5 separate regions of the Mus musculus genome follow, and regions 1, 2, 3 and 4 are each linked to region 5. A link is a loop called in an ENCODE intact Hi-C map of the cell type or tissue named here. Cell type or tissue: left cerebral cortex. All regions are shown on one strand. Links, peaks and the distances in the headings refer to the core of each region. The heading gives the core; the rest is flanking DNA.

Region 1 (6,358 bases), core at 972-5,971, 110 kb before region 5:
GAGGATTAAAATTCATATCAACCTTCATGATCTATTCTGGGGAATTTGAAATTCTAAATGTACATGGGAATATTCTAAATGTATTTAAAATTATGATCAATAGTTTAATTAAAAATAAATATCATTTAGCATCCAAAGCTAAGCGTTCTTATAAAAGGTAAGATCTGAACCTGACTATTTTTAGGAGGGTTTCTGCATACACATGCATGCACTGGGCCAATATCAGAAAGAAAATAGCTTAAAGCTCCCAAGCATTACACATGTACTTATTTTTCTGTTTTCTTTTCATTTTTAAATTTTTATAGGGACTGGAGAGATGCCTCAGAGATTAAGAGTACTGACTGTTCTTCCAGAGGCCCTGAGTTCAATTCCCAGCAACGACCTGGTGGCTCACAACCATCTGTAATGCGATCTGATGTCCTCTTCTGGCATGTCTGATGACAGATACAGTATACTCATATAAATAAATAAATCTAAAAAAAGAAAACTTTATAGATCCTTCCCCATGAACATATATTGCTTATATAATTTTTTCATAATATCTTTGAGGAAAAAGTTATTCCTTTCTACTAATGGCCTTAAAATGATTTGTTACTTTAGCCCATGTGAACTTCAGTTGTTAGATCTTGTCTGGGCTGTGATCAAAGATATCAACTTCCAGAATAATGCCTTTAACTCTTCTCTCCTCACCACCCCCCCAGACAACCCTGGTAACATCTGAGGTCAGCCAACCAATCAACCAACCATCATGTAATTAATGTTTATAAGGTTCCATTGTGTGTCAGGTACTGCCCTAGGCTCTAGACAAAATCAAGAATAGTTCCAGTGTTCCTTGAGGGAACTTAGTAATAAAAGAAAACCAACAAAAATGCCATCTTTCAGCAAGACAAAAGAGCAGAGACTCATGATTCTATGAGATTCTTTAGCTGGAGATTTGGATACAAGGAAGTGGGCTGCCTTCAAGATGTGAACTTCAACCTAATATCCAAAAGATACATGAGAGCTAACAAGAGCATCTGATTGGTTAGATTAGGAAACCAGGGCTGCAGCTCTTTGTACAAAAGGATGTAGCCATCGTTTTGTCAAGCCTTAAATCAAGTGTCCTAAAATAATAGTGTGTGTGTTGCAGGGGGTGGGAGTGGGGAACTGTATTGGATTAAGGCCTGTAAGAAGACACAGGAGTTCAAAGGTGGCCACCAACAATGGCTCGAGCAGTAGGCAAGGGGTCCTGACATGAACCTTGGGCTTGAATAAATGAAGAATTAAACAGAGCGATCAGAATTATAAACAATTAAGCAGTCCTGGTCAAGAACTTATCTGGTTGTCCAGTATCTCAGTTTGGGCTCTGCAAGAATAGCTGAAGAAGTCCTTATTGTTTTAGAGGACAGTTGATTTTCAGAAGAGAATTATTCATGCCTCTAGCATAGTGGGTAATTGCTATCATCTGGGGAGTGATCGTCCCATGAGGTTCTACTCTTGCTAAATCCAAGGTGAATGCAAGTTTTAGACAATGACTAAACTATATATAGTTGCAAACTATACATAGTTATGTTAGCATACTCCCCTCATGTACCTCTGCTTTCCACTTTCTCTACCCTCTATCTGATGAGTTCCTTTTGGTCACTTAGATTTTCATCTACTCTCACGCTGTAAGATTTCATATATCTGTATAAAATGAGAAACACGCACAGCATGTGTCTTCTTGAAACTGCCTTGATTCCCTCCAGTTACATTCATTTTCCTCAAGCAGCATGGTTTCTCTCTTCTTATGTAAATGATACTCTCTGGGTTTGTTTGCAGGGCAGCATGGAGAAATTAAAGGGATGCTTCAGCCCATATCTCTGAAGCCTCGACCCTACCAGTATGTGCTCCAACTAGGTTTCTATTCAGTTAGACTTTCACAATTGACCCACATCCTCACCTTAGCTTTTACCCCAATGATAGGACATTTTTATTGCCTGCAAAGATAGGTTACCAGTGAATAAATTGATCAACTGATTATCTAACTCTACTAACAGAAAGGCTTCCTTCTTTCTTGTGTGGTGCTAAGAGCCCACTGCAAGTGGTTCCAGGAATGGGAGTCAGTCCCCCCTAAACATCAGATTCAACCAAATATTTGAGCCTCCAAACTGGGAGCAGATTTGCTGGGACGCTGAGGCCCTCTAGTGGCTATCTTGGGCTCACTCTCTCTGGAACGCTAGTTCTTCCTAGCCTATTAAAATTTCAACCAGCTCTTGGATTTTAAAAGGAAAATAAACAAATCATTCTTTTGCTTCTCCCTAAATATAGAAAGCTAATTTAGGGCTACTTGGATTCTCAGATCAAGAAATTCACCTGGCCGCTTTGCTATCATCCAGTTGCTTTGTGTTTTAAGGAGCTTGGAAGAGCATGTCTGCTTTTGTCTTCAAGGTCTAAATGCCTTCTCATCCCAGAAATGCACAAAGCCTCTAACTGGTTTGAGTCTGCAGATGAGGCAGGTGTACAGGCCTGGGGGCCATGATAACTTTCTTTTGACTCCAGTCTTCGGAGGCAACCTGGTCAGTGACAGGACCATGAGCTATTACTATGTCTTATGGCTTTGGTAAGTAGGCGAGCTCAGAGTGCAGCCTGAAACTGGTGCTGTCAGCCCTTTCGTGAATCGATTTCCACAGTCCCATGGGAAGCTTTCCTAATATAATTAGCCAGCATTGTGGTTGTATCACCTTCATCTGACCCCTGGGAGCTATAAAGAAGCCCATCATACTCACCTGGCTTTCTTCCCAACCAGACAATTAGGCCATTGGCCAGGAGGAAGCAGAAGAAGAGGAAAGGCCTCCATTTCCATATCTGATGACATCTGCTATCCCCTGGGCTCACAAGAGGAAATATAGGCAATGGTACTTTACTGGGCATTAGTATCTTTTAGTTTACAAGCAGTATCTTTTTCGTTGCACAAATGAGGGCATTAGCACGCATTTATCAAGATCACACAACAAAATAAGCAAATAACTCGTCTTCAAACCCACACTTTTGCCAGACCTGCATCTTATCCCACTAAGCTTTGGGTTTCAGGCCCCTGACTCAAAGATTCATGTGACCATGCCTCCTGGGCAGTGGGTAAAGTGTATGCCTATCCAGAATGTCTCAAAGCAATCTTGCTTGAAATACTATGTCCAAGAGTCTCTGCCTTGCGTGTGCAACCTGGAGCCTTCCTGCTCAAAGCACAATAGTGGACTTTGCAGCATCTGGAATCACTCCCAATTAGCCAGTCCTAACTCCCTGGATGAGGCCTATCCCCAGAGCATCTTGTGCTCTCAGACAACCTAAATTTCTTAATGGAGGTTTTGGGCCAGGAGAACTGAGAGGAATGTTGATTGTGGCTTCTTTAGCCAGCTCCCATGGTATAAGCCACATCCAATTCCAAGTGGCCTGAACTATGTGTATGTCCATCAGATACACTAGTGCTCAGGGGGTGAATTTAGCTCTGCTGTGCACTGAATAAGATGTGACAAACATTGCCTGGCAGTGGCTGAATCATGTGCTATAAAACTACCCTTCTGATGTAAGTCCCTCTGTAGCATGGAGAGGGGCCTGAGTCTGCATGTGGTGGAAGAGTAAGAGGTCAGCCTAGGGAATGCCAGCATGACAAGATGAGAGAGGAAGACAGCATTCCTTGCAGAAATTCTTCAGGCTAACAGTAAGATATCGAGGACCCCAGCCCTGACAGTCACCATAATGCATGCAGCTGGGGTCTTAGTTCTGTCTACTGATTCAAAGTACCTCTTTGCTTAGCTTCCACAGAGACATGAGGTTGGCTTGCTTCCTCATTAGCACATTATTTATAGTTGCTTTCTCTTTTATTTTTCTTGTTCCATTCATTTTGAGGAAAATTATCGAACACTAGAGGCACTTCGTTTACATAAATAAGGGTGTCATGTTTTTCAGAAAAGACTGATACGGCTTTAAATCAGCAAACCTAGACTCTAAATCTGTGCCAAATCTCCTTGAAACATAGGCAAGAGGGCCCCACCTGAAGTTCACATTCAGGGTGGTTGAGTGGGGCTGGCACGGGTGCACATCTAGCCAGTTCCTGGGGGTATGGCGCTGCAGAGCTAGCTACAGCAAGCAGAATCATTGCTCTAATCTGTCAGAATTTGCTTTAATTACACACTTACACTTGTGGTTTTTTATAGAGCTTTTCATTTGTATGAAGCTCTCTTTAACCCTTGAATCCTGGCATGAGGGAATTAAAGGGATATCAGAAACCAAGATACAGAAATATAGGCCAAGGATCTCTCCCAGGGCCGTGGAATCAGCCAAGAAGCAAAACCAGGACTGACATGTTGCCTCGCTCTGAGCTGGGCTGTTTACTCTGCATTCTGCTGACTTGAAAGCTCCACATATTCTCTGGCTGCAGCATCTGCAGTATTCTTGGTGAGCTCTCCATCTCAGGCCAGCTTTGTGCTAAGAGTCCCTAACAGACACATATGTCACCAGCACAGTCTACGAGAACGTACGTACAGGCCTCCTACCTAACAGCTCTGGGAAAACAGGGCTTTGGAAAAAAACAGCAGCTGTGCTGGGCCTATGGAGGAGAAACAGCACAATGACTATCCAGTAGCCTAGACAGGTGACTCGGCCCAGAGGCCCTGAACACAGGAATAAACCAAAACACTGCCAAAGCTGGCACCCTGGCTCTCCTGGCACCTCAGAGGAGGTCATGGAACCTTTCTGTGCCTGACAAGATTATTATATTCAGGGAAAACAATTGTTTACATGGAAGAGAATAAGCATGAACGAACTATAGATTTAGGATAGAGTTTAGTCAATTTCTACTGTATGGCAAATAACCCAGTGCTTTAAAAGACAATTATCCATCACAAATCTTTGAGGAACAGGAGAAATGTGTGCAAGGTCTCTCCCTAAACTCTAATCTACTGGGTTGTCATCTGGGCCATGTTCATTAGCCAATGCAAACCCAAGTCAAGCCACCTCTGCTTGGGAGGACACACAACTTTTTTTTCAATTTTTATTAGATATTTTCTTCATTAACATTTCAAATGCTATCCTGAAAGTCCCCTATACCCTCCCCCTGCCCTGCTCCCCTACCCACCAACTCCCACTTCTTGGCCCTGGCATTCCCCTGTATTGGGGCATATAAAGTTAGTAAGACCAAGGGGCCTCTCTTCCCAATGATGGCCCACTAGGCCATCTTCTGCTACATATGAAGCTAGAGACACAAGTTCTGGAGGTACTGGTTAGTTCATATTGTTGTTCCGCCTATAGGGTTGCAGACCCCTTCAGCTCCTTTGGTGCTTTCTCTAGCTTCTCCATTGGGGGCCCTATGTTCCATCCAATAGATGACCATGAGCATCCACTTCTGCATTTGCCAGGCACTGGCATAGCCTCACAAGAGAGAGCTATATCAGGGTCCTTTCAGCAAAATCTTGCTGGCATGTGCAATAGTGTCTGAGTTTGGTGGCTGATTATGAATCCCCTGGTAGGGTAGTCTCTGGATGGTCCATCCTTTTGTCTCAGCTCCAAACTTTGTCTCTGTAACTCCTTACATGGGTATTTTCTTCCCTATTCTAAGGAAGAATGATGTATTCACGTGTTGGTCTTCCTTCTTTTTGATTTTCTTGTGTTTTTCAAATTGTATCTTGGGTATTCTAAGTTTCTGGGCTAATATCCACTTATCAGTGAGTGCATATCAAGTGAATTATTTTGTGATTGGGTTACCTCACTCAGGATGATATCCTCCAGATCCATCCATTTGCCCAAGAATTTCATAAATTCATTATTTTTAATAGCTGAGTAGTACTCCATTATGTAAATGTACCACATTTTCTGTAACCATTCCTCTGTTGAGGGGCATCTGGGTTCTTTCCAGCTTCTGGCTATTATAAATAAGGCTGCTATGTACATAGTGGAGCATGTGTCCTTCTTACCAGTTGGAGCATCTTCTGGATATATGCCCAGGAGAGGTATTGCTGGATCTTCCGGTAGTACTATGTCCAATTTTCTGAGGAACCACCAGACTGATTTCCAGAGTGGTTGTACAAGCTTGCAATCCCACCAGCAATGGAGGAGTGTGAGGACAGACAACTTGAATGCACACAACTGGTAAGTTATGGCCATGTTTGCAGTTTGCCAGAGAACAGTTTTCATGGTTCAGGCGACTCTGAGATAAAAGGGTGAAAACACAGGATTCTGCCTACTTGCTTGAAACAAAATGAAAGAAAGACTGACAGGAGAGGAGAAACTGAGATGCAGAAAGAAAGCAGGCAGAGGACAGGACAGGCAAGTTAGCTCCGTGTTTAAACAATTTGATCTTACCGTCTACAGGGATCTTCCAACAGCTGGTGTGAGACCGAGGCTT
Region 2 (6,358 bases), core at 970-5,969, 180 kb before region 5:
CTATCAACTAGTCCTGACCACTACTAGTCAGTGATGCCATCTTAGTGGAAGACCTGAACCATGATGCCTCTCTTGACGAAGTCAACATTTAGTTCTACTGAAGTGCTGGGCAGGCAGGGAGAGCCAGATTTTTAAATATTTACAGATGTGAAAATTTCAACATAACTCATGCTTTTCTAGATGTTATTCGACCTGACTCAATAGCACTTCTAGTCTAACCCTACAAACCATAGATGTGTTTGTTTACTCATAAAAGTTATGGGCTCCTGCTGTTCTACTGCTCCTTTGCTAGCCTAGCTTGCAGCTTCTACTCATTAGCTAATCTCAGAGATTCCCTTTGGAAATCCAGAAATTTTTAAATTCCCATTTGCTTCTCTCTAAGAGGATAAAAGAATAAAAAGAAAGTGTCTGGCATTGCTTACTCATAGTGTTTGTTGGTTTAGAACTTGCATGGAGCCTCTTGTCTTTGGAAATCTCTACATGAGATGCAGTCACCATCTCTGTGTTCTGGAACACATTACACAGAGATGGTAACTGCTTCTCATTTGGAGTTGCTTGTGCAGACCTCTGGTCTCCTGATATAGCCTATTATATTTAGGTAGAGTTCAAGAGCTAAACTGTAACAATCTCAGCCATCTCCACTCTCCCCTCTCCAGCCACATACCCTATTTATAATTCCTGCAGTTTGGAATGGGAGAGTAAGAAATCACACATTTCATAACAAATCTTCAGAGTCTCTCCTTGATCAGCTGGACTGTGGGATGGTCTTGAGAAAGTCAAACTTGACATCTCCAGCATCACTTGTAACTGTATGCACAGATACCTTTTTGGAAACTGGGTGCTCTGCCCTACCCTGTTGCCAGGACCTGGCCTCCCAGGTCCTCAGAATAAAAATCTACATGTTAGCTAAGATCTCCAAATAATTAATAAGCACTTCAAAGTGCCATTTGGCCCGTTTTTGAGCTGTCAGTGCTCACAGAAACTAATTAAAATAAAAATTTAAAGATATGATTAAAATCAAATGTATTCTCAGCTAAAAACCAAGTCTGAAAGAGGCTCTTGGTCTCTAGGCAAAATTAATAAAGTGCCAATCTAAATATATCTTGGTTATTTTCCAAAAACTTAAATAATGAAATGAAAATGTTTCAAATTTTAAAGAAGAAGAAGCAATCCTTCACATATAAAATACAAAGGAGACTTCATCAAATGTTCAATAAGAGTACAACGCCCATTCACTGGAAGGAAATGGATGGTGTTTGAGGGTAGCAGGAAACATTTCTGGTTCTCAGAAAAAAAATCTTCATACCAGGAATTCAAATCATAACTACAATACATATCAGGGTAAAATAAACATATTCACAGATTGCAAAATTCTAGAGAATCTAACTTTCAAGTATCCAGCTGAGGCAAATTTTGGAGACACAACTTTCATCACAAGCAAATGACTCAGACAGAACTATTAATGGCCTAAAATGAAAAGAAGAAGATACAGTTGGACATGATGACACGTGCTTGTAATCTCACTTAAGATTGGAGGCTAAGTCATGGGGCTTGTTTGAAATTTGTAAGGTTTAGGCCAGTCTAGACATTTTGAATATTTGAATATCTGGAATACTGATTTATTTATTGTTTTAAAGCAAAGAAGTTTTCAGTTTAAATAGTTGAACCACATAGCAAAACCAACCAACCAAACAAACAAACAAACAAAACAAAACAAAAAACAAAAACAAAAACCCCAGCCAAGCCCCTCCCATACATGTCTATAATCAATTTTTCATCATACTCCTGGGAACAGAGTATGTTGTCATTTGTTCCTCCAAAGTCATCACCCAAACTTCATAGCTTAAAAAAGCAAAAACCATTTCCTGATTTCCGTGGCTTCATCTTCTCTGAAAGTTGAGCTGGCTTTAAGTTTCTCCTGCTGAGATTAAAGATGGTGACCTCCAGATGGCAGACATAGGACAGCCAGCAAGACTACCGCTGAAGGATCTACTTCCTAGATGTCAAGCCATGGCTGTTGACTGGAAGCTTCAGTTCCTCACTGTCCTCAGATCAAATATTCCAAGGGTTAGAAGCTATGGTGACTTTTAGGACCTCATCTCTGATGTCCCACTGTTCTATCCTCTACAACATATTGGAAACAAGATATATTGGGTGTGCAAGCTACTTGAACTGCGTGTTTCTCAATGGAGAGGTAGAAGATAGTATAAACAATTCAAATTACCTCAATATTATCACTATTTTTACAGCAACACAAAATTCCCATCTTTTTCTCACATTTATATGGACAATCAGAAATGTTGCTGGAATAGCCAGACTTGAATACCAAAACCCATCACCATGACTCTACCCAGGATAGAAGATATGCTACTTACATAGCAGTGATAGACCAAAGTCAGGACTCAGGGGTGTCTAGAAACAGCAGCAGGTAAAGTAAAAATCACTAGCAATACAAGAAAAGCATAATTGAGTATTTTTATTTTAGAAGAGATATAAAAGAAAAACATTATTGAGAATTCTTATTTCAGAAGACTTAATATATTATGAACTGAACCAATTTAAAAAGAAATCAAGTATAGGGGACAATAGAATAATAAAATAAAGTTGATTAAATATATTCATTTCATTTCCCAGATAATGTAATTTTAAATATGTTTTATGAATTATTTCTTAAAATCAGTAAATAGTCCCACTATCTGATTATTTATTATGGTAGTTTGAATATGCTTGGCCCAGAGGGTGACACTGTTAGGAGGTGTGGACTTGTTAGAGTAGGTGTGGCCTTCTTAGAGGAAGTGTGTTACTGTGGAGGTGGGCTTTGAGACCCTCCTCCTAGCCATTGGGAGACAGTTTTCTCCTGTTTGTTTTTGCAACAATATGTAGAACACTCAGCTCCTCCAGCGCCATGCCTGCCTGGATGCCACCACGCTTCCTGCCAGGATGGACTAAACCTCAGAACCAGTAAGCCAGTCCCAATTTAATGTCCTTTATAAGAGTTGCCTTGATCATGGTATCTCTTACGACAATGGAAACCTTAACTAGAACATTTATCAAATGTAAATTATTTCAAAATGATCAACAGTTTAGTTAATTGAAAATTAAGCAACACACTTCATCTTGGCATCAAGGAGAACACCACAAGTAGCATAACCATTCAGCATGAAGCAATTAAAAGACTACGTAATACTAAGACCAGGAGACATGGATGAAACCCTGTTCAAGGAAAGACATATATAGCCTTTAGGACCTATATTAATAAAATTCCTCAGAGATAAAAGTTTCTAGCCCCCAAATTTGTTTTTTTTGTAAAGCATATAAAATGGATGATTTTATTGAGATAATAAAGAAACGTAGTTGAATTCAATGAAATTAAAAATAACAAAATACATTAGAGAGGATATATAATAAAAGTTCCTTCTTTGTAAAGATCTATAATAGAGCAGAACAGCCTTTGTGGGTCTGATTAAAGAGGAAAGCTTCACCCATGATTAAGAAGGTAGAAGACACAACCACACCATCTGAGAAGCTACAAGAACTATGGAAGAAACTGTATCAGTCATATGTCAGTCAGCTTGAAAACTTGCACAAACCGTTATGAGTTACTGGCAATGATCTTTTTCATGCATAAAGATGTCAAATAGATGCATGAACTGGACATGGTGATTAAGAGCATATCATTAGAAATGCAGACCGAATTATTCCCTAGTTATTCTGTCTGTCTTTAAGTCATAAGTAATCCCACTTGATCTATTTCAGAATGCAAAAAAGAAAAGTCTTAGGAATAAATGAGACTATTCAGAAGAATCGAGACTCAAACTGTGAAAATGTGCTCAGCACGAGCTTCAGAGATATTTCTTCCCCATGAGATCCTAGAATAGCTTTTCTCTAAGCCGGAGAACGAGTAGGTACTTATCTGAATATAATTATGCACAAATTGTTCATATTCTAAAGGAATCATTCTTCAACCCTCAGTCAAGACATGGCTCAGAACTGCTGCGATGTAAGAGTCAAGGTAAGCGGCCAGTGGAAGTGTTAAATAGTGCTTTATGTTGTCCACCGATTCATCCCTCACGTCAAAATGATAGGACATGTTTCTATTTATCATTTGAAAAGATACCCAGTATCTGTTGTTATGTGATTGTTTTTTATACAATAAACAGTGTTTTAAGTCCTTGTTCCTTTCCCATAATAAAATAGTACATCCTGTAACAGGGGAAACATTAAAGCAACGGTGGGTTTTAGACGAGATAAATAATTTTGTAAAGAATCGTGACAAGAAGACAGCAGCAGTAAGAAACCTTTGACAACTTTACCTTGATCCTATGTCAACATACTTAAAACTCAGAAATTTTAGAAACTTTAGAAATTTTATTTCCAATTAACCATGCATTACCCACTGGCATGACTTTTGAGTTACCAATAATCTTCTAATTTGAATTAAATAATAGGCTATGCATCCACTACTTAAAGTTTGCTTTCCAGGCCAACAAAGAAAACTTTAAAGCTTTTGGTAGCAAATGCAGTTTACTCATGGAGATTAAGGGACAAGTTTTATAAACACATGTGAAATAATTTAATAGAATCAATTTTATTAATCAAATGTTTGGGGATATGTTGAAGATCAATAATAGCTGCTTATTTTCAATCAGGTTGGATAGTTTTAATTTGAGGATAAAATATTACTTAACATCAGATAAAGACAAAACAAGGTAGGTTAATGGACAATTTAGCCAGTGCTCTGATTTGTATTCACACTTATGTTGGTAGAAGCTAAGTGTTACATTCTGTCAGCCTCCAGTCAGTAGTTCTGATGTAATTACCATTCTGTTCCCTTGCTTCTTCTAAATGTTTCCTCTAAAATGTACCAGATTCAGAACTTCCTGCATTTCAGAATTAAACCTGGCTACCACTGATATCAGCTGTGTCACCAAGATAAGGAGAACAAGTTATCATCTTACTATTGTGTGCAGCCTATGACCCAGGAATTTCCCAGATAACAAAATATCCTTGAGAAATTCTTCAGCTTATTTTCTAAATGTTATGCACAAACATGGTCCAGAAGCTTTGCTTTAATGTCCAATATTGAAAATACCTTGATTATCCACCAATAGTAGTGTTGATTTAAACAGAGCACAAAATAGGAATACAGTGGGATAGTGTGCCATTGTCAAAGCACCAAGTGTGTGTGTGTGTGTCTCTGTGTGTCTGTGTGTGGTGGGGGTGGAGTAGGGGGTGGTAATGGTGGTATTGTTGTTGTTGTTGAGATAAGGGTCTCATTAAATTCAGGCTAGCCTCAAACTTACTATAAGACCTAGACTCCTGCCTACAGCCTCAAGTGTGTAGGAATCCTAGACATGAGTTGCTACAACCAACTACTTTCTCCATTTTAATAAAATTTATATTCTATCATAAATGCACATTATTTAGGGAACCATTCACCAGAAGAAACACATTTCTGGATCCTAGAGAACATTAAATAAAAAATTCAGACAGAGGACAGGAAGAAAGGGTACAGTATCAGGAAGAAATACACCGGGTCCAGCGGTAAAACTCGGCCTTTATCTTCTTTTCTTTCTTTCTCTACCCCTTTCTCGAGTCCTTTCTTCTAAGAGGTTTTTCCAGCTTTCTTTTTCTTTAGTCACATGCACATTGTGTCTTCACACTATTATACTGTCTATATATCCTTTAGTATCTTTGTGTGAAATAGTCCTTAAAATATTTTAAAACATCTCTGTGTTAATAAGTAGAGTGTCAGGGAGCTTTTAATTAGAAACTTTCTCGTTATTTATTTCTTCTCTCTCTCTCTCTCTCTCTCTCTCTCTCTCTCTCTCTCTCTCTCTCTCTCTCTCTCTCGACAGGGTTTCTTTGTGTAGCCCTGGCTGTCCTGGAACTCACTTTGTAGACCAGGCTGACCTCGAACTCAGAAATCTGCCTGCCTCTGCCTCCCAAGTTCTAACCATGAATGTTTGGGCTGGGATTAGGAGTGAACAGCTAAGAGTACCTGATGTTCTTGCAGAGGACCCGTGGGTTTGGTTCCTAGCACCCATATGGCAACTCATAGACCTTTGTAATTCCTCTTCCAGGGGATGCTTGGCCTTAACCTGTCCAAGTATGCAGCCAGTGGGTGAAAATGATGCAGAGGAGGAGCCATCACAATAGACTGCCCTCGGCTACACTCCTCTGTCAAGAGTAGCCTCACCCATTTCTCTAATGGACCACCCCCATCTTGTGGACCTTGTGGAGAATTTAAAGACATAAAAATGTGCCTGAAAGTCACCTGAACCACACAAGAGAAAGGAAGAAGGGAAGGGAGGGGTGTAATTGAAGAATATTCAGATTCCAAATAAAACACTCAACA
Region 3 (6,358 bases), core at 698-5,697, 90 kb after region 5:
GACCAGAGGCAATAATGGGAAAGATCATGTGATGCCTAAAAATAATGAAAAAAAGAGAGGAGGGTGTGAGTCACTGCTGTTTGGGAGGCAGGAAAAGGAGATCCGAAAAAGGAGGAGAATATAAAAAGAGCCAGAGTGGAAATAAACACTGGTTCTGCAGATGAGAAGCCAAAGGGATCACCCCAGGCCTCAGGCCTCCAGAAGCTGCAGAGCTAAAGCAAAAGAGTGATGGGCAGAGGAAAGCCTGCACTCACCTGACTCACCCACAGGGACGTGGGGCCTGAAGCCTTGTGAGCCACATTAGTCACCAGTCAGCAGCATCAGTGTCCATTTCAGGGCAGGAAATACTCTCTTAGTGGCCATTTATACCTGGCACTGTGGCAAACCCAGGGAATTGAAAAATGAAGAAGGTCCCCAGGGACTTAAAATTTTAAAAAGAGACTGATCTAAAAATGATCATATATAAAAGAATGTACAATAAACACATCTTTGCCAATAACAGAGCACTTTGTCCGAGGACTGAAGGAAGATAAATGTCAGCTCTCTGCTTAAACTGCAACCTAGAAGTGGAAGGAGAAGAAATCTGAGAAGCTTCCTGTAAGAAGTGCCATGTAAGCTGCAGACATAGGAGTCATCTTGATGGAGTCCTGGGAACAGGGCAACTGTGCCAGAAAGCACAACTGTGTGATTTTCCTACTACTATGGGATGCATTACTAACCAGGTGCCTTAAGGTCACACAAATGCATTCTTTCTGGTTCTAGAGCCTGGAAGTCTGAAGTCCAGGTATTGGCAAAACCAAATTCTTGAAGGAAGTTCCCCTCTAAGCTTCTTCTGACATTTGAAAGCTGTTAGAATCCTATGGCTGTGGCTACATTACTCTAAGCCTACCTACCTGTTCACATGATCTATCTGTGTATCAAATTCCCCCTGTCTCTAAATTATGAAGACTTTTCTGATCACACAATGTGATCACATTTAGAGTCCACAAAATATCCCAGATAATCTTTTTATCTGAAGATCGTTTGGTAGACACATCTTCAAAGACCCTCTTTTCCTATGACAGTAACACTTTCCTGTGATTAGATCTGGTGTCTTCAGCAGCCCCTTCTACACCTCTGTCTGAGACCTAGTACGTAAAATGTCCCAAGGTGTGGGCATTTCAGTATCTCCAAGCTTAAGAAGATATGAGATGTGAGGTAAGCAGATATCAGGGCATGAAAGACATTATAGATAGCTCAGGATTTTTTTTTTTAATGGACTTGCTCAGGAAAGCATCCATAAAGGTTTTAAGTGACAGTGAGGTGGTCAGAGTTTCTTTCCTGGGAATTATCCTATATTTAAATAAAGTAGGGTAGAGATCTCCAAACTAAGGAAAACCACTAAATCTTTTATGGAAGTTTTCCTTATATAGTCACAGGTAAACTATAGATATGTAGTTACAGAGGGAGAGAGCCAAAGGCTCTCCAAGAATCCACAAGGTCAGACTTGATCACTAAATGAGAATGCTGTGGGTTTTTGAAAAGAAAGGTTAAGGCCCTAAAGGGCCTAGCAAGCATATACATAGTACCTAGAAACTGTGTATAAGACAGTCTTAGGGAGATGGGAAAGAAGGAGAAGAAGAAGATGATATAAGGCTGCTTTTTCCCATAGACTAAGAAATTAAGTGAAAAATGAGAAGCATGTCATAGCAGAAGTCTCCTGTAGTTGACAATGCCCTCATGGTAGGCAGGGCTAAGAAAGTCACATCACTCTGGAGATGATGCCCTGTCCTGGCCCAAGGCAGACTGCTGCCATTAACGACTGACTGGTATCAGGATAACAAGTAGAAGAATTCTTAGTTCCACTCATAATCTGTAGCTCCCCATGGAATCTGGCACAGCCACGGCCAAGACCATAGCTTGTTCTGTTCCTGCCCTAACCTTCCTCCCTATTAAGATGTCTGAGAACACTACCTACAGAAACTCCTTGCACCAGTTCCTACTTTAGATCTTAGACTCTACTGTAGGGAACCTGACGTAAGACCACTTCCGGTCATACAGCACTTGGAACAGTCTTAGCTAAGAGACAGGACAGCAAGCTTATGCTTGAACACAGAATCTATGAGTTCTAAGAGAAAGTTAATTCTATGTATACTAGTAGGGGGGAAGAGAATTTTAGCAACAAGACTCCTCTCTAGTGATTAGACACCAAAAAGTCTCATGTCTCTACTAAGCACAGCATTTATTTGCCCATATCCCACATGGTGTTGCTTTTCTTTCCAAAATGCATCTCACTATTGCTAGCATTCAGTAGAATTTCAACACAGGCTGACAGCTCACATGTTTCTAAGTTTATGTGGGCTCTAGAGTTTACAAAGCACTGTACATACTCCAAGCATGTTTCACAGACTGGTAGCATCTTGTCCTCTGAGAACTAGAGATGCTAAATTCCATGTGTGCTCCAGACTTACTAAGTGAGACTGTCTTGGCTGGGGTCAGCAACCTGAGTTTTAACAAGATCTTAGGATTATTCTTAGGACATGAGTATTTGAGGAACATTCATACAAATCATCTCCTACAACTCATTGAAAGGTAGATTGGCTGACATGAAATTACAGGCAAAAAAAATGCAATTGCAACAGGAACCAAACATTCATATACTTATGAAAACACACACACACACACACACACACACACACACACACACAGCTCTGACTTGTTTACATGCTATAAGAGTACAAGGTTAGGCCTCAGCAGAGACTCTGAAACCTAGTCCAGCACTTGCTAACTTGAATAAACCATTTATCTCCTTCAGCCTCTGTTTCTTCATCAATAAAATGGAAACAACGCCAGGGCTAGTTCACACTAACTTTATGAATGATTAATCCAAAAATGAAAAAATGAAATGCTATGCAATCTTAAAGGTAAGCTTATATCTATAGACTGTCAACTAAGTCTATAGCCTTTTGATGTTCTATTGGGTCTATAGCCCTTTAATTAAAGCATTCTGTTCCTACTACTGTTTGCTTAGAAGTTGTAGAGGTATTGATTCCTTCTTTTCTCTAATAATGTTTAAAAAATATTGTTTTCAAGGGCCCACATAAGAATATAGAAATAGAAATAGGAGAAATAGAAAAACTAGTGCTTAACTGAGAGATCTTCAACAATTGATCATGGATTAAAATGCTAAGTGTTGACCTGGGAGCCAGGTATAGTTATTTGAGTTAGCCAGAAATGTATGGGATGTGACTCAGCAGTGCTATAAGTGTCTCCTGTTCTCAGACAGGAAAGCCTGGATCTTGCTCATATCAACAGCAGGCATATCCATCACGGGGGCAATGAACGAGATTCTTTCCTCGTCTCCAGTAGAACTGTCTGCTGACATCACATGGTAAACTACATGAGATGGACCAAAGGACAAAAGGACAGGCTTTTCCAAAGGTTGAAAGCTTCTCAGTGACAGCCAGAGACAGGACCAAGATACAGCAGGGACCCACATGGTTAAGAATGTTGCAAATACGTGTCTATCACTGTCAGTTAAGGAAGCCAAGAATTGATAAGTATTTAAATGCTGGACAGTACAAATGGCTTAGAGTCTAGAGGTATGCAAAATGAGATCCTCTGCTCTCTGGCTAGTTTTGTTTTGTTGTGATGAAATTAGTTTTATGACAGCAAGAGATAGACAATAAATGATTTCATTCTATGTTAATTCTCCTAAAATGCAATTATAGGTACTTCCAAGTAACTAATTACACCATAACCTGGGGAGCACTCCCTTCAGAGTACTATAGGATTTCTTAGAGAAGCAGAATGGCTATTAATATCCTGTATAAACCATTCAGCCACTGTAGCAGATTTAGGGGCAATCTTTTCACTCTGAGGTTTTAGATTTCTTTACTGTACCAAGATATAAATTTTGGACCCTTGATGATATCAATGTAAAATTTAATCTCATTTGGGACAAGGGATAAGCATCTCCATAATTTCTAAAAAGATAAACAGCAAGGGACAGGATGTTTTAACAAGCAGAGCCTTTAGCAGAAGGTCTGCAGATGTTGCCTGCTTCTTTCCATCACTGTGGCCTGTCTCTAGGACGGTGCCGAAAGCCTTGAGACTACTTACTCAAAAAACAGCAGATAAAAGTCATGGTCAGGCAATCCCATCTGCTTCCTTCAAGAAGAAACTTTACAATGTTAGTAATGTCTGAGCCTTAAGGAATAAAATTTCCTAAGGGTCTCCCACTTAACTCAAGCGGTGTGTTCTTCCTCTATGTAATCTTGGAGCTGATGTGGGGGTGGTGCAGACAGCTGGACGCCCTGCCTGTGCTGGCGCATCACAGAGATGGAAAGGTACCATCTGCACCACTACTCTTGCCGATAGGACGTGGCAATGCCAAGCTGCGAGTTCCCAAATGTTCCATCTGGGTAGAACTGAATTCCTCCTTAAAATAAAAAAAGGAAAAACATGTTTGACATATACCTCTCCGTGTGATCATCTCCATAACCCTTTCTTAATTTCTTCAGTGTTCTCTTTATGGGAAGTATGACATGAACCACCAACAGCTAGGAGCAAAGGTTCCATTTGGTCTAGCTGATTTATTCTCAATTTTCTTATGAATTGAGAAAAATTCTCTAAAAAACAGTTTCCATATACAAAATACCGTCTCACACATCAGAGGAAAATATACTGAACAGATTCGTAAGTAGACAGATAGAAGGGGAACACCTTACAGTCATATAGTCAGAAAGCATGAATTCATCAGGATGCTCTGAAATGCTTGTATTTCCACGCTAGAAAGACCTGGAATTAATTTTCTTTCCTACAAACTACTTTGGCTCTGAGAACATTCTAAGTATAATAATAACAGCAATTAGAGGCACGACTTGAAATCAGAGTGACTTGCCTTTGAAGCATTGAGAGTAAGAGGGAACAAGAATACTCCTGGAGAGCACGAACATGCCTCTCTCCAAGTACAATTACAGATTTGAGATCTCTCGTTATCTTACCATGGCAACTTTCTTACTTAATTTCTCAAGTGTTGAACCTTTGTCATTTTGTTCCTTTAGGGGAGTCTTTCAACTGCTTCCCCTGGATTCAGCTCACATCATTGTCTTTGGTACATTCCTCAAAGCACATACCACAAGCTCACATCCCTAGACCAAGAATTACAGCAAAAGCTTAGAAAAATTGGCCCCACCCTCAGCGTCTTACTTAGCTATATTATTTATAGTTAATGAAAACCAAGAATCCAAAGGGTCAGTGCCAAATCAAAAGCAACACTTAGGTCCTCTGCACTATTCAATTTTAATAATAGTTGCTAAATATATAGTCTGCTGAAACTTCAGGGCATACAAAGACTAAAGAAAACTTCTTTCATTCTAATGTGAGAAGTTCACAATGGAGAGAGAATAAAATCCAAGTTACTAAAAAGTAGTTTTAACTATGCTCACCAGAGCAACAGCATTAGCATCGCCTGGGAACTTAGGCATCTGAAACAGCAGCAGCTCTCAGGAGCCAGAACTCTGTGCTTACCTGCTTGTTGTTTGATTGGTATAATTTCCTCAGGTGACTTTGTTGTTTTCTAAAGGTTGAGAATCAGCATTACAAAGTGATATAACACAAAGGAAAAAAAGGAGAGAAAAATTTAAAGGAAAAGAGCAACTGTTTTTAGATCGTTGTTAGGGAGTTTTTTCCTGGATCTTCAATATACATGAAGCTCTAACTAAGACACTGAAATGCAGGGAGTGAGGGTGTTCCAAGGGAGCGAGCTGTAAGTGAAGTCATAAATTTTAAAAATATATCTTTTATTAATTGATTTTTCTTATTAATTATTTTATTCATTTACATTTGAAATGTTGTCCAACTTCCCAGTCCACCCTCCACAAACCCTCTACCTCAACCCTCCTCCCCTTTGCCTCTAAAGAAGGTGCTCCCCCACCCACCCATCCACTCCCACCTCACCTGTCTAGCATGCCCCTTCTCTGAGGCATCAAGCCGCCACAGGACCAAATGCATCTCCTCTCACTGAGGCCAGACAAGGCAGTCCTCTGCTACATATGTAGCAGAGGTCTCAGACTAGCCCATGTATGCTCTTTGGTTGGTGGTTTAGTCCCTAAGAGCTCTGAAGGGTCTGGTTAGTTGATACTGTTGTTCTTCACATGGGGTTGCAATCCCCTCAGCTCCTTTAGTCCTTCCCCTAACTCTTCCATTGGGGTTCCCCGGGCTCAGTTCAGTGGTTGGCTGCGAGCATCCACATCTGTCTTAGTCAGGTGCTGGTAGAGCTTCTCAGAAGACAACCATGCCAGGCTGCTGTCTGCAAACACAACATGGCATCAGCAATAGTGTCAAGGTTTGGTACCTACTCATGGGATCCCAAGTT
Region 4 (6,358 bases), core at 520-5,519, 96 kb before region 5:
GGACAAACAACCAATGTGTACATATGCAGTAAAGTTTTTTGCAAAGACACTGCCTGGCCCAGGCATGATAATGAGGTTCTGTAAGGTACTGAGAGTATAACCAATCAGATGTGAGACATGCAAATGAGGTATGATAATGAGGTTCTGTAAGGTACTGAGAGTATAACCAATCAGATGTGAGACATGCAAATGAGGTATGATAATGAGGTTCTGTAAGGTACTGAGAGAGAGTAGCCAATCAGATGAGGAACATGCAAATGAGGCTTAGTGCATAACCAATCCGGGTGTGAGACACGCCTCTCCTAGGCCTATAAAAGCAGCACCAGTTCTGGGCTCGGGGTCTTTTCGCCTCTACAATCAAGCTCTCCCAATAAACGTGTGCAGAAGGATCCTGTTGCAGCGTCGTTCTTCCTGGCCAGTCGAGCGCGCGCAAGACTAGTTGGTGGAGTCAGTTCCAGAAACCGAAGCAAATGCAAATTGTCAGGTTCTTCTAGGGTAAGAAAACTTCATGTATGCAGGAGAAGGAAGAGACTCACTCATTGTTGACACCAAAGCACAACTGAAGTTCTCTTAGCCATTACAGGGTACTCATATACCCTGGCTGAAGACTTAACAGTTATTTACTTAAAACCAGATCAGAGAGCATGGAATCTAAAGAAAGAAAGAAATCTCTCACCCTGGACTGAGTCTTAGCTGCTAGTAGATTAACCTGGGAAACTCCAGTATAAATTCAGATTGGGAAAGCTAAGATACCCATATAAAACCTGTTTTTGTACTAATGTTCTTCCAAAGGAGTGGAAGAATAAATTAAATATTGGTAGACATAAAGGTAGATAATAAGAATCATTGACACACAGCTAGCCAGAGACACTATTCAGTAAAAAATACTAAAACAGATCGAGAAAGGAGGTTGGGCATAGTGACAGAATGAATACACTGAAATGAATTAAAGGAAGCAACACAATAGTAATTCGGACAGAACTTCATTAAATGAAAAGAGTCTGACAGAAAAAAAATATCCTAAGAGCAATAGTTAAATAGCAAGAAGAAATTAAAATCATTCATCCAGAATTGAGATAATGGACAAATGAGCTTGATTTATTGCTGGCTATTTATTTACTGCTGACTATTGATAAATTTGATTTACTGTTAGCTATTCTATCTTCTTCCATAAGAAAATAGAATTCAAATATATTGGTATCAATTTAAGTATACAGATAAAGGAAGTGTCCTGTGACTTATATAGGGTAGTGTGATTTTGAGTTACTTGGGAGGAAGCCAAATATATTAAATCAATTTTAAGAATTTGTATGCTTAGGAAAACATTAAAATTTGAAACTTCCAGACAGGAAGACAAAAGGAAGAGGAGGAAGAAGAGTAAAGGGAGGAGGAAGAGGAGGAGGAGGGAGCTAAATAAAGAAAATGAAAACATGTAACATAAAATAAACCCAAATAAAAGAATAATCAAAATAAATATAAAAGTTTTGACCATTCCTCTAGGAAGATTACCAGCCTAGATTTTTCAACATACTAATACGTTTTCCAATGGCTGTACCTAAAATATGACTCAAAAAGGTTGAAACTAAGGAAATGGAAAATGAAAGTTAGTCTTTTTTTAAGATATTTTCTTTATTTACATTTCAAATGTTATCCCCTTTCCTAGTTTCCCTTCCAAAAATCCCCTATATTAACATGATAATTTAAATATTCAATGACATTGAATTCAAGCCAAACAACATAAAAAGAAACTTTATGTAGTAATGAAAAGAACAGTCCTTTATTTGAATGGCTAACACTCTGACTTGAAATATAAAGAAAACCTTACAAAATTATGAGATAAAATTGAAAAGTCTACCATCCCATTCAAGGTTTGAAAATATCTACATGAAAAGCCAATGTAGTCAGAAGAAAACATCCATTTCTAGTCTAAAAGCACACAAACATTAAAGCTATTTATAGCTAAAAACAGGTTGCAAAGATGTACACTGATTTTACCCAGGGTCACAAAGTTTGTCTGAGTCAGATACAGGATGAAAATTTCCAGCTCCTATGACTAACCCCCATGCCTATACCATCTTACAATAAGCTAGAAAGGAGAGGTTTTGCATTTGTAGACATGGCCAGGCATTTTTAGGCCCATGGGGTAGTGCTAATGAGACATGTCTATATTATCATCATGTTCACATTTTGTGGGTCCCAGTTGCCTTTTCAATAAGCTTTTCCATGTCTTTGTGTATCTTGCTGCTAATTATCCATCTTTGATTCTATTTGAAGAAGCACTCTTGATCCCCTGGGGTGTTCAAAGTTCTTACCCTTTATATCTTTATTGTGATTTGGAACTGAACTGTTCTTCAAACTCCATATCCTAAGGGTGTGGTCATGAGTCTATGACACTACTGAGAGATGATGTTAAACTTTTAGTAGATAGTGCCTATAGTAGGAAGTGAGGTGGCACGGGTATGGCTTAAAGAAACAAGAACCCTGTCCTCCTTTCATCTCTCTCACCCTTACTTAGGGAATCATTCTACTACATTCTTTTACATGGGGTTAGTCAAAGGAGCTTGGAAATGATGGTCAGTCTTGCCACAAGCAACAGGACAAACTAGATATATATTAAAATCAGTTTCAGAAATCCACACAGTCTGGAAGAGTGCTCAAGTGGTCTTTGTTTGTGGACTGGGCGGTGTGGGAAAAATGAAATGTCAGATTCTTTACCTGTAATCTTCACTTCCAAGTTTGCCTGGACACCTGGCTGAGGTTGAAATTCTGCTGGGGATTTATTTTTCTGTGCTCTATGCCTAATTTCTCCCAAGAATATATTCTCAATAGCTCCAGCTATACCTGAGCTCTTAACTTGAGAGATTTGTATCTGTTATGTAAGTTTCCTCTGAGACAGAAACATTCCATCCTTCAGGATGCTCCTCCAACAAGGAGCTCCTTCCTCCATCAGCTCAAAATGGCTTCAGGAAGTTCCTGAAACTGACCAGACTCATTGGTTGCCCCTTTTTGCCAGAGTAAGCTATAAAAGCAGAGAGTTCTTCGCAAAAGAACATGGCTGAGTTACAAAAAAGACTCAGGCCAGACCAGCTGCCAGCGAGAGAAGCAGAAATCAACTGACCTGCCTGGAAGAATTTTAGGTCAGAGTCACTTGAAAAGGACATTCTACAACCTATTGAGCTGCCTACAGGTGGAGCAATATGTTCCGGGTTTCCAAGCATTTATTTGCTGTTACCCGTGCTAGGGTGGGCTTTGGTGGTGTAACTGTTTTTTAGTCTTCTGATCCTGTAATTAACCTCTTACCCATACTCCTATAAATAACCCAAATAAAAGTTGTCATTCACCAAGATGAACTTTGATGGCATCCATACTTCAGTCTGCAGTGAGTAGACGTGCAGCATCTCCCTAGGAAAAGCTTTTGTCACACAGGAGCATCTGGACCACACTAACATGAATTTAAAAGAACAAAGAAAGTAGGACATGGAGCTAGGGAAAACATAGTTTGGTGGCTGAGATGTTTTTTCTATTCTATCTTTGGAGACTTCCAATTTTACTGGGCACTGGAAATTGTATGTATAGAATGTCTGCAAGCAAGGTAGAAATAAACCTACTACAGAAGTAGACTTTGGGTAAAATTTTAACTGAACAGCACAGCTTTCTGTCCTCAGCAGAAACTTATTGAGATCAACATTAGGCAACTCCAGAAAATTCTTAGTTTACAGTTCTTTAAGGTGCTATTTCTCTTTCATTCTTTCTCCCCCTCCTCTTCCTTTTCTTCCTGTTCCTCCTCTACTTTTCCTCCTTCTCCTCCTTGCCCCTCCTCCACTTTTATCCTTTTTCACCCTCTATCAAGACAGTCTTCCATCCCATCTTGGCACCTAACATGCAAAGAAAACTTTCTCTGGGCCATAGGTCATCATGCAAGCAACTGCTTAGATTTCCCAATTGGTTTGGGGCATTTTTCTTATTACCTTTTTGCTTGTTTTTCTATAGTGGGATTTTATTCTGTAAACATTAGATAGTTGAGCTAACTTCAAGTTTATGGGCTTGCACCACCACACTCTAATGATTTATCATATGCATATGTGTGTGTAATATCACCCATCCACCCCTCTTTCCCATAATTTATCCAATTTTTAGCCTTTAGCTTGTATCCTTCTTTGTTGGGTTTTATATAGAAATTGAAGGCCAACCTAAATAAGGGAAAAAAATCCCATTGCCTACTGTGATTTACAAGGATAATCATATAGTAAAATACTTGCAATTTCTTCAGTGCATGCTGCATGCTATTTTGCAGGAAAAAAAAAAGAAAAAAATCAAAGTTCTACTCTGAAGATTAACATCCTTAGACTCTCATGACTAATAACTGCGTAAGCCTTACCACAAACAGATGAAAGATCAGGTGAGTCAGACATGAGCTCAGACCTCCTAGGTAGAAAAAAAAATCACAATCCTTTCTGAACTAGATTTGCTGGCCCTGGTTCTAGCGCTGGAGAACCTTGTTCTTCTCCACCTCTGCCCTGATTAGATGAGAGCTTAAGGCACTAATGCCTATCCTTAGCCTGCTTATTTCCCCTGCAGATAATACCTGATACTCAACATATTCCCAGCCTCCCAAACCTGCCATTTTCCCCAAAGACAGAGACGAGGATTCTTCCCTGAATTCAAATTTCTTAGGCTTCGAAATCATGCCTTCCCTCTGTCAGCTGAAACATATTTCCCAGAATTAGAGCCCAAGACAGGGAAAATCTGAAACACATGATTTATTGAGAAAGGGAACTTAAAGCACATTTAATAGAGGGAGAAGGGGAGGAAAAATAGGAAGTGTAGGGCAAGAGTCATGTGAATATGTGTGCCCAGGGAAAATCTAAACTTGGTCTCATCCAGAAAAGACACGACAGTATAAATCATTAATCACAATGTCACCCCTGTGGTGCACACCTCAAGGCAAAGGAGGTGTCACTTTGACTCTATCAGTTAATCATTGCTATAGGTTTGGATGGGGGAAATGTAGGAATTGTGATCTAGGCATCAACTTAGGTCCCTTTGAGGTCCTCCATCAGCCTTCAGAAATGAAGACTCACTCAAATATCTACTACCATCAAAACCCCGGGTTCTAAACACAGAGTATGAGGTGGGGGAGAAAATCAGCATTCAAATTCCCTTTTTTGCTAATCCCACCCCCTGATTCTGGACTCTGCTGGAGTCCCTCACTCAAGCTATCCAACCCCAGATACTTTATCTTTACATACAGGCAGGATCAACCACATGGGCGCCTAGCCCTTTATTAGTCTTCTAAATCTTTGTTGACAGTTACCAAGACTCCCCAGGTGCAGCACAAAAGTCAACAAGGAAATAAAACAGCAGCTGGTTTATTCCATGGGGATAAAACTCCCTGCTTGAGTAGCATCTGGGTATGTGCCCACAAACCTCAGGGCACTGCTAGTCCCCAGGGCTCAATGAAGCTTCCATTTTAATCTCTTTTCCCAGCCTGTCTGTGTACACAACACTTCTCCACATCTTTCAGCTCCTTTGTACCACTATGCCTTAGGGAGCTACGGCAAAAGTGAGCAATGAACCTGTTCTACCAACTTTGACAGCCTGGAAGGCAGACATTTGATCCAACTACTTGCTGCTACCTCCAACAATCTCTTGGCAAAACCTCTACCATCTCTTTCTGTTGTTTCCTTATTCCAAGGCTCATATCATCTGATGTTAAACCCCTTATTGTAACAACCCCAATAAAACTCTCTAACCAATCTTATCATAAACTAAAAAGTATTCAAAGGAAGCCATGCAGAGGGCCTGAGAAAAATATGCTCCCCATTGTCACTCCTGCTTGCTCATTTAGGGTATGGTGTTTCAAACCACATTTTATGGCACAAAGGTTAACTATCCTATGAGGGTGACAGTTTTGGGTCCTATTTGTGAAAACTGCTTCATTGCTGAATGATCCAAAGAAGCAAGAGATTTAAGATCTCTTGCATCAAATTTCTCCTGTCAAAGAATGGTACCTAATACATAATTGCTGTGAGACTGACAATAAGCAATCTCTGCATTGTGGCATTATTAAACATTAGTTCTAATTCACATTCCATCCAATGAAAATTCTTTTGGATGGAAAGATGTAGGTCTGTTTGTCTCTGACATCCTATTATAGTTCATTAAAATCCTATCCATTAGGTAGATATGTAGTGAAAGAAAGAAACAGAAGAAAGCTCATGAGAAGTTGTATGTGGCATATTCTACTGAATAGTCACAGAGCCACAACTAGGTAGAGAAGAGTCTAAACAATGTAGTCTAGTTGTGTGCCCAGAAAAAAAAAAAAAAAAAAAAGGAGAAGTGGACCAGGAGCCAAACA
Region 5 (6,358 bases), core at 507-5,506:
AAAAGACTAATACTACAAGTTTTTCTCTTCTGCGGACTCTTATTTTAAAGGTGTGTGTGTGTGTGTGTGTGTGTGTGTGTGTGTGTGTGTGTGTTGAATAGAGAGAAAGAAAGAGGACTCTAGAGAGGGAATCATGAGAGGAGAGGAAGAACTCTTAAGGGAGGTGGAGCAGGTAATAGAAAAAGTAATGAAGCACATGTAATAGGAAAACAGAAAGTGAAACTAAGTAGAGGAAGAAAATTAAGCAGATGGGGGTGTCAGGGGAAGATCATGGGAGAACATAATGAAGAGAGGGATTGGTTGAAAACAAAGAATAATTACACATATAGATGAATGTGATATAGTGAGACCCATACTTTGTATACTAACTAGGAAAATCAAGGCTATGATTTTGATAAATTAAAGAAGGGGAGTGTGGGAACACCCAGCCCTCAGTTGTGGGCAATCATCATCCATTACAGAACACTTAGTAAAGAACAAAGTATTACTGAAAACTATAGGTGGATAGTCTTTTTTTTTTTTTTTTCTTGACATAGTAAATCAGAAACAACTCATGTTCCTGGATCTCTCACAAGCGATGTCCCTGTTTCATGGCTTTGTGGAACAATGGTAGCTTTGAAATTTAGACCTAGAACATTTCATCCTTCCAAGAGCAATTGTGTGTGGGTACTGGTTAGGGATTGGGGACAGCTACAAAAACATACCTAGAGAACAGCGTAAACAAGTCATGTGGAAAGGAAGCCAAGGAAGTAAAGTGGCTCATCTATTAAAGATGTGCTCTTTTTCCCAAGTCTTGTGTCCTTCAAAGATTTTGGATTATTTGAGGGTGCCGGGTATATCCCAAAGGAGAATGTTAACAAGCATTTACAAGCTGGGTACTTCTAAACTACTTCAGAGGTGACTTTTGAAAATTCATACAGTATTTTGCAAAACTGATACAGTAAAAAATAACTTCTAAATATGTTAAGACAAACATCATTGGCATCCTTGTTTAGGAAAGCCTCACCTTTTAGTACATGACAGGGAATGCAGATACTCATTACTATTATGGGAATAAATGGCAAATGAGTGTTCAGCCCTAAAGAATATACTTTTACCATCCCCTCTAAGGCTCAGAGAACACTGGGGAAGTGGGAATAGAAGGACTAGAAAAGCCAGAAGATATGAAGGGTTATAAAATACCATCTATGGAGCAAGAAAGAGCCATCAGAATCATCAGCTCGCAACAGCTATTGACACATGCACTATGTCTGCAAACGAAATGAGCCTGTGAACTGTCAGGTATGGATGGAGGAGGGATCCGGAGCCCTGTCACTCACTTCTGCACTGTTTGCTACCCTCAGGCTCAGGGAATGGAGAGAGCATCCATCTCCTTCAGTTGTGTACTCACCGATGACCTTATCAGGCTCCACTGAACACTTCCAATTCAGTGATTACACAGATAGTCCCCAGGGAAACTAAATGGGCCCCAAAACAAAACCCATAGTTGTGAGCCAAGAAAGAGAGTGGTAGGAATATGGAAGAAGAGGGAATTACAAAGATGATGAGAAGGTGGAAGAGAGAATAATCAGAATACAATATATGAATGCATGAAATTGTCAAACAACACAAATAACAAAAACATACTTTTATGAAATTGTAATTGTCAAGCCAACTAACAATCTTTGGAGGTTTTTTTTTTCTCTTGTTTTCTGAATTTATATTTATCCATGTATTTATTCATTTACATTTTGGCATTTTGGAACAAGGTCTTACTATAAAGCCCAGGCTAGCTTCAAACTTACTGTATAGCCCAGGCTGGCCTTGAACTCACAATGAAGCCCTTGCCTTAGCCTCCCACTTGGCTATGAATCTTGAACTTTGTATTCCAAGAATAACCATTGCAAATTAGAATGCTTGGGGGCATGGTATACCAAAGAGCTTTCAGAGACTGCATTAGCATACCATACATACCCATTAATCACAGCAGTGAGTTCCTTGGCATCAGGAACTACACATACTGGATCTTTGTAGAGGGGACTCAGACACAGCTAAATCATTTCGGGGCAAAATTGTCTTCACCTTGCTTCTCTGTATGGGCCAAGTCATTGTAAACCCAGAATAACATAAATCTGCTGGCCGGGGACTGTCAATCATCACCACGGGAGTTTTTGTTTGTTCTGCTTTATTTTAATGAAACAATAGAAACAATACGATATTCAAAGTATATTAGGGACTATCTTGCTACACAGGAAAAGCTTTTACATTTCCAGGGTATCTTAGATTAGATCTTAGTGATTCCCAAGCATAGAGAACCTCTTATCATCATTTTGTGAAGGAGCATACAGATATGAATAATGCTGTCACCTCTTTCAGAGGGGCTGTTGGTATTTTCTGTGGCTCCATGAGTCAGTGCGACTCTGTCTTCCTCTCTGTAATTTCTGAAGTTGTCAGTGTGAGGAATCTTCAGCTAAAGATTCAGAACACCAAGCTCTTCTCTCCGGTGCTTGCCACATCACTTTTGCCTGCAGAATGAGGCTCCCTCAATGACGTACTTAAAAAAAAAAGGGGGGGGGGGGAAATCCCCTGCCCCCATTCTTTCACAAACTTTCTGCCTGAATGATTTCTAGTTGGAGGGCCCTATACATATTTTCTTTCTCCTTCTTGTAGGGTAGTTTGTCTGTCTCTGCCAACTCTGCATGCTGCCTTTTTTTTCCCAAGTCATATCATAACTGAAAAATATTACATTCTTAAGCCTATTCCTGCGAGCTTTATTATAATGAAAATATGAGCTGGAATGGCAGCCTAGTGAGGGCCAAGCATATTTTTTTCTGTCGTACAAAAATTTAAATGTTGAATAACTCAGTAAGCAAATTGCAGCAGCAATATTTCAGGAATCCGGTTTTAATCAAAACCCAAACACCATCATCATCGCAAACATTAAGATTTCAAAATATCCTTTGGATCTTGGTATCTGTTAGAAAAAGGAAATTCTGCTCCTCTCCTATGTACATCCACCCAACCCCCTCCTCCCTCAGCTCCCCGTCTGTCTTCGCCTACAATTAAAAGCTTTATTACCTAAGCTTGCCTTTAAAACCAGCAAGCGTGGTGTGTGTGTGTGTGTGTGTGTGTGTGTGTGTGTGTGTGTGTGTTATCGAGACCGGGGCGGGGGGCGTTTACGCGTTGCTTTTCAGATCCAGTTTTAAGTGTGTGTGTGTGTGTGTGTGTGTGTGTGTGTGTGTGTGTGTGTGCGCGTGTGTGTTTCTAAGAGAAAAGGATTTTCCATCGCCCAAGAGGCCATCAAGTTTTAAGATTGCGAGGCACGACTTCTAATCGCATCCTCCGCGGAAAAGTACAAACAGTTCCTGAGACGAGGTCCCCCACCTCCCACGCGCTCCCCAGCTCTCCCTCCCTGCCTAGAACCCGGACAACCTCCCCAACACCTGTGAATCATCTAGAGGCTGCACCACCGAACTATTTGCATATCGCCGCCTGCCCTACCCAGCTCCTGACTGCTCCTGACGCACGACAAGCAAAGACAGGATTATATTGTGTGGTTATTACTTCTAATCTTTCATCTGAACCAGCAGAAGTAGACATTCTTGCTCATACCAGACCCAGAGGTTCAGAGGGTCGGCCACTGAAAGTGCTTGTGCAATGAGTGACCCTCCAGATTTCAGTACTGTCCTAGCCACCTTCCCCCCACCCCCACCCCCGGATGTCTGGACACGTTCTAAGAAACCCGAATACCGCTCTAGGCCCAGACTGCAAATTCAACCCGCCACAGAGTCATCTATAAGCCCCGGGCAAACAACTCGCAACTCAAAGCCCTAGCCCTGCAAACCCAAGCTAATAGGGCTAACTAGCTTCCCTCTCCCTTTCCCCAACTCAGGTGTTATCTCGGTGATAATTGCTCTGACGTACTTTAAAAGAAAGTGTGAGCCTTTCCCAAACTGGCCATGATTAAATGAGAACTCTAAACCTGCAATGCTGCTTTAATACAATAATTTTCATAAAAATAGCAATGTGAGTAACCTGGTCACGAAAGGAGCTGGTGAGAGCGAGAGCTGAGGGGAATGCCTCTTCGGACCCTCTTCTCTGGAGAAAATAAATCACAACAGAAATCTATGCCAATCCCTCACATCATTACCCTTCTATTCCTTTACCTTCCTCTCGTGTCTGTGACTCAACCAAAGACAAATCATCAGGGGAACGTTTTACATATAAATATGTATATGTTTACATTATTATAATTGTATATACATTCCAAACACACGTATTTACATACATATATTCACATATGCATGCACACGTAAGCAAACGCATAGGCCATCAGGAAAACAGTCGCAAGAAATATGTATTTCCCAAGACGGTGCTAAAATGGAGTCAAAAGAATCGCTCCATTTGGGTGTTTATAAAAGATTGAAATAAAAAGGGTTGCTGCAAAGCGCTCAGGGAGCTGAGTCAAGCGCTCCGCACCTCCCGGCTCCTCCCCTACCGCCCCCAGCCACCTTCCTCCCTCCGCCCTCCCCCATCACACTTCCTCCCCGCCCCTCGAGGAGCCGGCTATTAAAAGCTGCTGACGTCAAAGGAACGGCCATCTTTGATGAGGGCAGAGCTCACGTTGCATTGAAGAAGAAACCTCGGGGAGGTCTGGAGCTGTCTTTCCTTCCCTCCCTACCCGGCGGCTCCTCCACTCTTGCTACCTGCAGGGATCAGCGGACAGCATCCTCCGGAGAAGACAAGGTAAAGAGCCCCCTCCCCCGATCCAGGTCCTAGCCCTGTATGGCTGCATACACAGAAGGGACTGCAGCTGGCAGCCCAAGTGAGCCTGGGTAAATACAAGTATTGGTGCACTTAGGGTGCGGTATTCCCTGTGTGCATATCTACCTAGACTCTCGCCTGGGGCTGCATAAAAGTATTTTCGAGGTGAGCTGTTTGGAGAAGGAGTGAATGGGGACACTACAGATGGAGTGGTGGGAAGAAATAGCGAGGATGTGTACAGAATAATAACTTACTCTTTTGAAGCAGCCGTGGGACCCTCTTCCATCTTGCGATGCAGTTTTGAGATATGTTTAGGTTATTAGGATTGTGGGGTTTTTTTTCTACCTGTAGTCTAAAATTTAAAAGCAAAACACGATCTTGTAGTTCGTTCCAACCCTATGATTATGACTGTAGTGTTTAGGGCACTGCTACCCAAGGGAGATGAGAAGGCAGGGTGTGGGCGCTGGGGAGGCGAAAGGAGAAGGGGGGCAGTTCCCTCCCTGGGCAAGCTGAGCTGCGGCAGCGGCAGCGGCAGCAGCCTCCATGCCCCACAGACTTGATTTATGCCGCCTGCCCCAAGTCAGCTACAGGCGAGCATGTGCTGCAAAGTGGGAGAGCTCTGGAGGTTTGGTGCGGTGGGCTAGACTAGTGGGGGTGCGATGGCGGGAGCTCAGCACCCTGGACAGGAGTGCTCGGCGCCCGCGTCGGCGCCCTGACCTTTCAGCACCGCGGACAGCGATCCGGCTGCAGCGCCGCATTACCTGCTGCAGAGATGCCTGGCTGGGACTAGAGGCCAAATTTTCTCTCTGAGATCCAGGTCTTATAGAAAGTCTTAATAGAGCTCGCATAGTAGATTAAAAGAAAGACAGAAGAATAAATCCTGTCAGCAGGGATTTATTTACAGACAATTGCCTGCTCTCTTCCTCACTTCCCACGTAGCTTCAAGAAAAAGCAGACTACTTGTAGAAGCCTTCTGTATTTCTTCCTGTGCCTTGGTTTAGACAAAAACAAAACAACAAAACAAAACAAAACCATACTTTTAAAAACGGTCACTTATCCTCCATTACGACATATATACTGTAATTTTTTGTATTTAACACAGGGTAGATATATCCGTTGATATTAGGTGGGCTCCAGTGGGCTTATAAGATGATGCTAGTACTATCTATTTATAGGACAGTTCCTTCCCTGTGTTTTTTTTTAATATGGGTTATCTGAACTAGTTTCTGGAATAAATCCCTTTGTCACTTTTCCTTTATTCTTAAAACTAGGTAGAAACAAGCATACACAGCCAAAAGAAAAATTTCAATATCTTTGGCTGTGGTTTTGGAGTTAGTGCATTTCATATTAACATTGGATATGGCAGATTGATTGCTGTAGATGTTGACGTTAAGAATGGTCATCCTTGGGAGAAGTTAAACATGTCCTTCAGGGTTATGAATCGGCTGAAGCAGGAATCTGACCCCCAAGATTCACTGCAATTTCTATTATGGCACTGCAGGATTTTGCTGAGGTCATGATAACTATTTTCTTCTCTGAGGCTTAGAGACTCCGCATGAGCAAAAATTGTCATGATGATAAATATCTGTTTGATTTAGAGTCTCATAATTGTCAT

The links. Hi-C counts contacts between places; a loop is a spot of excess contacts. Peaks named below come from ENCODE experiments on the same cell type or tissue, not always from the same donor. Only the 100,000 strongest peaks of a DNase experiment are listed, where the experiment ranks them.
Region 1: it touches region 5 in a loop (5-fold over the local background); 9 of 42 quality-filtered maps call a loop at or near these places.
Region 2: a loop joins it to region 5, with 6 times the contacts of the local background. A loop is called at or near these places in 2 of 42 quality-filtered maps.
Region 3: it touches region 5 in a loop (6-fold over the local background); 2 of 42 quality-filtered maps call a loop at or near these places.
Region 4: a loop joins it to region 5, with 2.7 times the contacts of the local background. A loop is called at or near these places in 2 of 42 quality-filtered maps.

Annotation. Positions count from the first base shown.
Region 1 is chr2:136,594,502-136,600,859 of GRCm38, forward strand. The region is part of intron 2 of Gm32659 (a long non-coding RNA gene); the gene reads right to left. Among named protein-coding and RNA genes, the nearest start is that of Ankef1, 65 kb to the left of the region's middle. In left cerebral cortex, for the core only: a CTCF peak has its summit at 2,176 (motif pointing left); DNase peaks (open chromatin) are centred at 2,169, 2,427, 3,629 and 4,447; H3K27ac peaks cover 1,153 bases.
Region 2 is chr2:136,525,303-136,531,660 of GRCm38, forward strand. It overlaps Gm32659 (a long non-coding RNA gene), which reads right to left. Exons shown (of 3, transcript XR_375013.3): 3 at 2,458-6,358. Among named protein-coding and RNA genes, the nearest start is that of Ankef1, 3.8 kb to the right of the region's middle. In left cerebral cortex, for the core only: no CTCF peak of the experiment used is centred there; DNase peaks (open chromatin) are centred at 3,842 and 4,872; H3K27ac peaks cover 170 bases.
Region 3 is chr2:136,799,006-136,805,363 of GRCm38, forward strand. It overlaps Gm39943 (a long non-coding RNA gene), which reads right to left and starts at 6,067. Exons shown (of 6, transcript XR_866770.2): 1 at 5,941-6,067; 2 at 5,512-5,560; 3 at 4,986-5,132; 4 at 4,227-4,420. It overlaps Gm46767 (a long non-coding RNA gene), which reads right to left. Exons shown (of 3, transcript XR_001783485.2): 3 at 6,203-6,292. In left cerebral cortex, for the core only: no CTCF peak of the experiment used is centred there; DNase peaks (open chromatin) are centred at 3,307, 4,310 and 4,960; H3K27ac peaks cover 3,736 bases.
Region 4 is chr2:136,612,935-136,619,292 of GRCm38, forward strand. The region is part of intron 2 of Gm32659 (a long non-coding RNA gene); the gene reads right to left. Among named protein-coding and RNA genes, the nearest start is that of Ankef1, 84 kb to the left of the region's middle. In left cerebral cortex, for the core only: no CTCF peak of the experiment used is centred there; DNase peaks (open chromatin) are centred at 3,490 and 4,460.
Region 5 is chr2:136,708,876-136,715,233 of GRCm38, forward strand. It overlaps Snap25 (synaptosomal-associated protein 25), which reads left to right and starts at 4,575. Exons shown (of 8, transcript NM_011428.3): 1 at 4,575-4,725. It overlaps Gm32659 (a long non-coding RNA gene), which reads right to left and starts at 5,463. Exons shown (of 3, transcript XR_375013.3): 1 at 4,998-5,463. In left cerebral cortex, for the core only: no CTCF peak of the experiment used is centred there; DNase peaks (open chromatin) are centred at 2,464, 3,035, 3,408, 3,752 and 2 more places; H3K4me3 peaks cover 2,487 bases; H3K27ac peaks cover 3,186 bases.